Regions from separate parts of the Homo sapiens genome. Here region 2 is linked to region 1. Evidence: chromatin contacts called from ENCODE Hi-C or POLR2A ChIA-PET data. All regions are on one chromosome and are shown on one strand. Each heading gives the region's core, a stretch centred on a gene start or an enhancer-like site at or near the end of the contact. The rest is flanking DNA. Distances are from core to core; before and after follow the strand shown.

What was found. A loop is a pair of places that touch in the nucleus more often than their neighbours do. ChIA-PET counts read pairs that join two places held with the same protein, here RNA polymerase II (POLR2A).
Region 2: a loop to region 1 is called in a map with no recorded cell type, with 1.8 times the contacts of the local background. The contact joins two enhancer-like sites. A Hi-C loop is called at or near these places in 3 of 168 maps with a recorded cell type or tissue (B cell, Caco-2 and PC-3) and 3 of 37 single-sample maps with no recorded cell type. POLR2A ChIA-PET finds 5 or more read pairs at or near these places in 3 of 52 experiments (GM12878, OCI-LY7 and WTC11).

The regions. Positions count from the first base shown.
Region 1 is chr12:89,781,602-89,785,884 of GRCh38, forward strand. All of the region lies in intron 2 of LOC107984543 (a long non-coding RNA gene), which reads left to right. Among named protein-coding and RNA genes, the nearest start is that of ATP2B1-AS1, 75 kb to the left of the region's middle. Within about 2 kb of position 2,335, at least 2 of the 41 ENCODE cell types and tissues checked have a DNase peak (open chromatin) inside an H3K27ac peak, as active enhancers do.
Region 2 is chr12:89,815,304-89,819,586 of GRCh38, forward strand. LOC107984543 (a long non-coding RNA gene) reads left to right here. Exons shown (of 7, transcript XR_007063399.1): 6 at 588-649; 7 at 1,725-1,797. Among named protein-coding and RNA genes, the nearest start is that of ATP2B1-AS1, 110 kb to the left of the region's middle. Within about 2 kb of position 2,393, at least 2 of the 41 ENCODE cell types and tissues checked have a DNase peak (open chromatin) inside an H3K27ac peak, as active enhancers do.

The sequences.
Region 1 (4,283 bases), core at 1,085-3,584:
GCAGAGGTTTATGAAGGAGGTTGTGGCCTGAAACACAAGTATATATGATATACTTACTTTCTATGTAAGGATAAAATTTACTCATACATAGAATATAGAAATCCCTGCAAATGTTTAAAACCGTCTTCATGTTTGATGTATCAGGTTAAAAGTGACATACTTTTGTATACTTCTTCCATGTGGTCCCCAAATATAAAATTTGAGCTTTATCTATTTTTTCTTTATGTGGGTAATACTTTTTAACTTTACTTGCTTAAAGATAAATCTGTGAAGCAGCTCCATTCATTTTTCTTTCTAATTTTGTAAACATCAGGAAAGATGTTATATGTAAAAGATTGTCGCATTTAAGGAACAATGTCAAGAAATTCACATCTGCCAAATGATGTCATGAAGCCTGCTCTCAGAAAAAATAGCTACTTTCCAAGTATTGATATTGAACCAGCAATACTTAAAATGTTTATCTTTCAAAACCAAACTCCAGTGGACAAAATGAGTCTGTTATTTTAAACATTATTTGGAAAGAGTTAGCATTAAGAACATTTTGTAACTGATACATGTCATTAATAGTTTACATTAGCTTCCCGCATAAGGGAAGATACTATCATACTTTATAAATAGGTCTTGTGGGAAAATCGCTTCTTCCTTGAGGTTAAACAATCTAATATACATTTTTAATGTAGGAATAGTTTAATGCAGTTTGAAAGGTAAACCATGTGAGGTTGTAACATGCCAAAACCCCAAAATCATTCATGGTATGTTAAAAACTCATTAAATGTGGTCTCCATAGTTTCTGGGATAAACACAGAAGCTAGAGAATGTATTTACAAGACTAAAAAATACTGCTCAAAGTGAAAAAGCAGACAATGGCTAAGGGAGATAAATTGTCATGTGGGAGAGAATATTTAGGTGTAAATAAATTCTAATAAAGTTAAACATATGAAAGATTATAACAGGCAGGTGACAGTGATTACCAGCTCCTTTCCTAATTCATTAAGGATGGAAAAGGAAGTGGTTTGAAATTGCAGTAGGAGAGATTTAGGTTAGATATCAGAAAGAACTTCCTAACAGTCAGGTTGATCATTTTTTAAAGAGCTCCTTAGAGACATTTAAGAATGGGATACAAACCTTTTCTCCAGGGATTTGTTTTTCTCATTGTTTTTGAGACAGGGTCTCCCTGTGTTTCCCAGGCTGGTCTTGAACTCCTTTCTGAGCTCAAGCAATCCTCCTGCATCAGCCTCCCAAGTAGCCAGGATTACAGGCATGTACCACCACACCTGCCAGCCCAAGGCTGATTTAAAAGCAGTTGTACCCAATCACAGTGACATTATTAAGATCGTGTTCTGAAATCTTTTTTATGTTCATCACTGAAAGTTGGTGTGTGTGTGTGTCTGTGTGTTTAAAGTGAATAGATGTGACTCATGATTACAAAATAAAGCAATTGATTCTACAGCACAGTAATGAAGCTAGGTGGCATGGTAAAACTCAGATACCTTGTGAAGATGCAGAGTGATGAGAGACTGTCAGAAATCCTTAGTTCATGGAAACTAAGTCCTGACTTTGAGGTTAGTTTAAGTGAAGCAGTACATTGGTAGAACCACCTGTTTTTATGAAAATCAGAAAAAATCCCCTTTGCCGTAGAAAATATCCTTTCAAAAACTAAATTTATAAGTAAAATAGGAAATTAGAATACTTCTTAAAACAAACAGAATCCAAAGTGTATCGGTAAGAACTTAGCTCTCTCATTGTCCTTGCATCCAAATAAGGAAACAAAAACATTAAAAGGCTGAGTGGATTGTTCAGGTTCCTGTAACTTCCTAGTGGCAAAACCAAGGATAAAACCTGTAGTGGCTGCTGTGGTGCACTGCTCAGATGCCTCCTCCACAGCCCTCCTCCCCACCACAGTTTTATGTCTGAGACACTCATTCCATCTGTCGACAGCTGGGAGTGTTAGTTGCTGAGACAAACAGCCAATTTCCTCTCCAGGAATTATCTTCTTTCTCTGGGCACTGTCCTCTGCCAAAGGGAGTTGCCTTGCCTAAGTTTATACCTCCTCCCTAGGCTAGGGGCAGCCTCTGTGGAAGGGGAAATTAGAAAAATCAGCCTCTTTACCTCAATTCAGGACAACCCTGAAGGGTCATTTCAGCTCCAGAGCTCCCTCAGATAGCAGCTGAGGTCTTCATTTCAATTACATCACCGTTCAATTTCTCCTGTTCACTCACTTCTGGTTTCATTACTCTGTCACAGGTTTGTCCTGTTGGTACTTCCCAAAAAACTTCCTGCATGCAATCTACATCTGAGTCTGTTTTCTAGGGAGCTGGACCTCAGTTAGTCAGTGCCAGGAACGCTCTGAGGTTTTGGAGCTAGATTATTCATTGGCCAGCTGGTAAAGAGGATGTCAACACTGTAGTAAGTGGAGGACTGAATGCCTCAAGGATGCTTTATTGGTCCAGTTAATATACTCACTGTTGGTGACTGGGAAGGGATACTACTGAAAGATAATGCACAGAGGGTTTTGGAGTAGTAATTATCGTAAGTCAATGAAATCAGATGATTCTTCGTGAGTGTTATCAGTGCATTGGAAAAAGACAAAGACTGAGGGTCGTTAAATTACCAACTTAAGGTCACTGTGGAAGTTAGAGTGTTTCTTAGGCAGGATATAAGGACTCTCTCCTTTTTTATGGCTATAGGAGAGGCATTGTTGAGGATCACATACAAAATTTAATTATAAGGCTAGTGAAATTTCAGAAAAAGTGGAATTCCAAACTCTGGCATGTCTATTCTACCAAGATCAGGGCCCTGAGTGAGAAGGAGCAAAATGCTGAGGCTTGAGATGGACACCTGGATGGAAACCTCTTAAGATCCAGATTGCCCTGAATCCGCAAGGGCCTGCCAAAGTGGGCCACTCCTCCTTATTAAAGGCTAGAAGACCACTTTCCCCCACCCTTTGCTTGAAGATAATACAGAAGGTTTTTTCTTATAAAGCTTTTACATCAGAGTCTACTGCCAGCTTGCTTGCAAAGACAGATGATCAAGAAACTGAAGGAAGACACCCCAATAACAAATCATGTCTTGTTTCTGGATCTATGTCAGAGTTGGAATCTACTGACTAAAGGAGTGTCTGGGTCCCCATGAGGAAGAAATCTACGATATCATGATGAGTATATGTAGCCATACTCCAATTACTCAGGATTGCATTATGGCCAGTAGCTACCATATTGGATACAGCTGAAGTATAACATTTCTATCATCAGAGAAAGTTTCTGAACAGTACTGCTCTGGAGTATGGGAAGACCCCAAGAAGATTTAGAGTATTTCTATATTGGTGAATTTTTTAGGGGTTCAGTAACCTGGGGAATGCAGGGACATTTTCTCCAAAGTAAAAGGAAAATTATTGTATCTTGCATTTCCCACCACAAAGAAGAATGCAATGCTTTGTAGATCTCTTTGAGTTTTAAATGCAGCACATTTCACACTAAAGAATCCTGCTCTGCCTAATGGCAAACTGATATGTACAGTAAAGACCTACAAAGGCCTTGGTCACAGAGGCTTAGGCCTCTCAGAGACTGGGGTGTAGGTTAACCCAAAAGGTAAGTCATGTAGACCAACAGAAGTGTTAGCTGTTGATGAGGAAAATCTAAAATGGGTAAATGACCAACCAGAATCTGGAGTGGCCATTCTCTGAAGGATGAACTCACTATACAAAGTAAGTAGATCCAAACAGTAGAATTAATGCTATGGCACCCTATCCTGAGCCCTCCTTCAGGAGCAAGGCCCTCAGTCTCTCAGCTGTTGGGAGTTGATATGGTTAGGTTTTGTGTCCCCACCCAAATCTCATCTTTAATTGTAATCCCCAGGTGTTGAGGGAGAGACCTGGTGGGAGGTGATTGAATCATGAGGGCAGTTTCCCCTATGCTGTTCTCATGATGGCGAGTGAGTTCTCATGAGACCTGATGGTTTTATAAGGGTCTCTTCCCCTTCACTTCTCTCTCTCTTTCTGGTTGCCTTGTGAAGAATGTGCCTGCTTCTCCTTCTGCTGTGATTGTAAGTTTCCTGAGGCCTCCCCAGCCATGTGGAACTATGAGTCAATTAAACCTCTTTCCTTTATAATATAAATTACCTAGTCTCGTGTATTTATAGTAGTGTGAAAATGGACTAGTACAGTAAATTGGTACTGCAGAGAGTGGGATACTGCTATAAAGTCACCTGAAAATGTGAAAGTGACTTTGGAACTGGGTAACAGGCAGAGATTGGAACAGTTTGGAGGGCTGTTCCAAAGACAGGAA
Region 2 (4,283 bases), core at 1,143-3,642, 34 kb after region 1:
GAATGTTTAGATGGCATCATCTGGGTCCTGTTAGTGAATTAGAAACTATAATGTTATTCAGACATACCTTGAGATATTGTAGATTGGTTCTAGACTAGCACCATAAAGCAAATATTGCAATCAAGTGAGTCACATGAAAGTTTTGGTTTTCCAGCGCATATAAAAGTTATGTTTATACTATACTATATTAAATGTGCAATAGAAGTATGTCTAAAAAAACATACCTTAGTTAAAAAATACTTTATTGTTAAAACATGCTAATGATCATCTGAGCCTTCAATGAATTGTAATCTTTTTGATGATGAAGGGTCTTGCCTCAATGTTGATGGCTGTTGACTGATCAGGGTGGTGGTTACTAAAGGCTGGAGTAGCTGTGGCAATTTCTTAACATAAGACAGCAATGAAGTTTGCTGCATTGATTAATTCTTCTTTTGACAAAAGATTTCTCTGTATCGTGGAATTCTTTTAGGTAGTATTTTACCCACAGTAGAATTTCTTTCAAAGTTAGAATCAATCCTCTCCAAACCTGCCAGTGCTTTATTAATAAGTTTATGAAATGTTTAAATTCTTTGCTGTCATTTCTACAGTGTTCACAGCATCTTCCCCAGGAGTAGATTGCATCTGAAGAAACCAGTTTCCTTGCTTATCTGTAAGAAGCAACTCTTCATTTATTCAAATTTTTATCATGAAGTTGTAGAAACTCAGTACCACCTTAGGCTCCACTGCTAATTCTAGTCCTCTTTCTATTTTCACTACATTGCAGTAACTTCTGCTGCTGAAGTCTTAAACCCCTCAAAGACATCCATGAGGGTTAAAATCAACTTCTTCCAAACTCCTGTTAATGTTGATATTTTGACTTTCTCCCGTGAATCACAAATGTTCTCAATGGTATCTAGAAAGGCAAATCCTTTTTAAAAGGTTTTCAATTTACTTTACTCACATCCATCAAAAGAATCACTTTCTATGAAATTACTTCTTGATCCATGGGCTGTGGAATGGATGTTGTGTTAACAGAGAAGGAAACAATATTAATCTCCTTGTACATCTCCATGAGAGTTCTCGTGTGACCAGGTACATTGTCAGTAAGCACTAATATTTTTATTTTTTATTTTTGAGACAGAGTCTTGCTCTGTTGCCCAGGCTGGAGTACAGTGGCCCAGTTGTGGCTCACCGCAACCTCTGCCTCCTGGGTTCAAGCAATTTTCCTGCCTCAGCCTCCAGAGTAGCTGGGATTACAGGTGTGCACCATTACGCTTGGTTAATTTTTTTGTATTTTCAGTAGAGACGGGGTTTCGCCATGTTAGCCAAGTTGGTCTCGAACTCCTGGCCTCAAGTGACCTGCTCGCCTCAGTGTCCTTAAGTGTTGGGATTACAGGCATGAGCCACCATGCCCAAGAGAATTTAAAATTTAAATCACCATAACAAAGGCTAAGAATATGAAATAGTGGAAGGAAGGTATGTGATGGGCTTGTTCCCTTACAGCCAGGATACACTGAGGTACTCATGTGCAAGATTTGGAAGTTAGAAGTGTTGGGGAAGCTGTGCTTCTGTTTTTGCTAAGGGTAAACTTGATCAAGGAACAGTTGGTTTTCTGCAGTAAGGGAAACTGTACTAAATTCTCAGGTGTTGAGAGATGAGACATGGAGCTTCCATTTTGCTGGTGTGGATTGTGGATAGAGTGGTGTGTTCTTGGAATGAGCATTTGCATTTTCCCTGTTCTCCAGATTTCTGTTATATCTGAGGATCGTTTCTGGAATCTATGGCTAAATCTTGCTCCTCCAGCCCATACATTGCTAGGTAAGTTTCTATTTCTCTATATAAATGACTTTTCTGATTAGATAAGCTGGAGGGATTCTATATCGTCAACTTAATCTTAATATACTACTAAATGCTAAAAAGTACAAATGGTAATATTTCCCCTGACTTCCAGAAATATACTTCACATTTGTTAAAAATCTTACCCTGGAAGGTGGCAGAAAATGAACTAGATTCAAAGATTTTGGACTGGTAAATTTGCCTGTGGGTTTTGGTTTATGTTATTTTGAAATGTAATTTTAATAATTATTTATTTTTATCTCTATACACACATACATGGCTTAAGTCAAATTTTTACTAGGATTATAACACAAAAATAGACGCTATGTTAATCTACCTTTCTATACCTCAGATTCCTACTTCTTATAGATGTTTTAGCAATTTCTACTGGAATTTACATTTTTTTCTAAATAGCCTGCCTATGTTGCTATTTCTCGAGTTATTCCACTTTTATTTATTATCTTTTTACTTCCCTTTGTGGAAGATGAAAGCTTATCTTTTCTCCACTCTTCCATGACCAATATAAACATCTTTGCACTTTCCTTTTCTCACCATTTTCTTATCTAGATAGCAAATTTGTATGTCTTTAGTGTTTACATTGTCATGACTATACAGACATTATTACAGCTGAATCATGTAGTAAATAAGAATCACCTTTCCTTTCTCAGACATTGAATTTTTTTCCCCTGAGGTAATAATTATCTTACTTTTGCTTAGCTTTCTATGTACTTCTGTGCTAATTTGGCCAAAAATTTCCTACAGAGGTGTAAATCTCCTGCAAGATATTAAAACACATCAGGTCACTTTTTAATTTTTTTTTCTTTCTTCTTTGCTTCTTGGAAATACTCATTTGAGAGCCCACAGTCTTTCTGCTCCTAGAAGGAGCAGGCTAGGTCTATTGCACAACTGTCAACTGGAGCCCTCTCTTATGTTAAATCCCTGATTTCCTGAATCTTGAGTTTTCAGGTTTCTTGGTTTATTACCCCATTTTGGTAGTACCTTTCCTCTAGTAGCTTTCTGTGGTAAACGTTTTTTGGAGGGAACTTATATTTCTTTGTTCTACATTCATATGAATGATAAGTTAACTGGGTGTTAATATAATGTAATATTATTAAATGCTAGTGTGATATCCCAGCCCTGAGACATGCCTGGTGCATCCTGAACTAGAATTCTTCTAGTTAGTCTTTCTTGAGAGTAAAAACCCTAGCTCTTTCCTGAGGTCAGGAAGGGCAGTTCTGTGAATGCTTGGAATTGCAGAGAAGATAAATTTCTTGTATAGATGATCAGTTTGTTCTATTTTCAGCCCCACCTACACCCACTCTTTCAGAAATACCTCCAGTTTCTGAGCCTTCCTGGGGTCCTGCATTGTGAGTTGCAAGATATTTCTAGTCTGCTAGGTCAATAACCACTCATCCATCTGCTTTCTAGCTTTTAAAATTTTGTTGATGTCATCATAGTCTCTTTGTTCTTACAGGCTTGTGCTTTTTTATTCCCTTCACTGTTAATTTAGAGGGATTTGAGGAGTGGGGAGAAGAGGTTGATATATGTATACAATTTGTCATATTTCATTGGAATTTCTTTGATGATTGGTTTTATTATTTACTTATTTATTTTTTTGAGACGGAGTCTTGCTCTGTCACCTTGGGTGGCATGCAGTGGTGTGATCTCGGCTCACTGAAACCTCCAGCTCCTGGGTTCAAGCAATTCTCCTGCCTCAGCCTCCTGAGTAGCTGGGACTACAGGCACACATCACCATGCCCAGCTAATTTTTGTATTTTTGGTAGAGACAGGGTTTCACCATGTTGGCCAGGCTGGTCTCAAACTCCTGACCTCAAGTCATCCACCCACTTTGGCCTCCCAAAGTGCTAGGATTACAGGCATGAGCCACCGCCCAGTCAAGGATTTTGGTCCTTTTAACAAATTCAGAAACTTAATAACATAATTGTGTTAGATGTAAAAACAGACCAGTTTCACAAAATTCAGTAACTTCAGGAGAATTTTTTTTTTTGAGTTACCTGAAATGTCCCATAATTGTTCCTTTTAATTTTAATTTAGCTAACTAGTAATAATTATCCATGTCATAATTTGCCTGTTTGCCTTCTCCTCTCTTTAACATGATTCACGCATGGTCTTTTGTTGATGGTTGTTTTCTCGTCCTCTTGATATTTGTATTTCAGGTATCTATTATATTAATCCACAAAGGCATTGCAGGGCATTTCTCTGCTAATATTAGCTATACTTTGGGTTAAACTCTCATCTAGGAAACATCCTAACTTAGAAGATGGTTTTCCTTTGGGTCACTGCTTCAGGAATGCCAACTGAGTCTAAGAAGAAAGATATAAATCCTCATAATGTAACATTGTTAAATGCCAGACAATAGGATGCCTGGGTGAGTAGGAGGGTCTTAGGTGACATCTCCAAATACGAGGCTGATATTGACTTTAAAGTGCTTGCTTTTTGTGCTTATA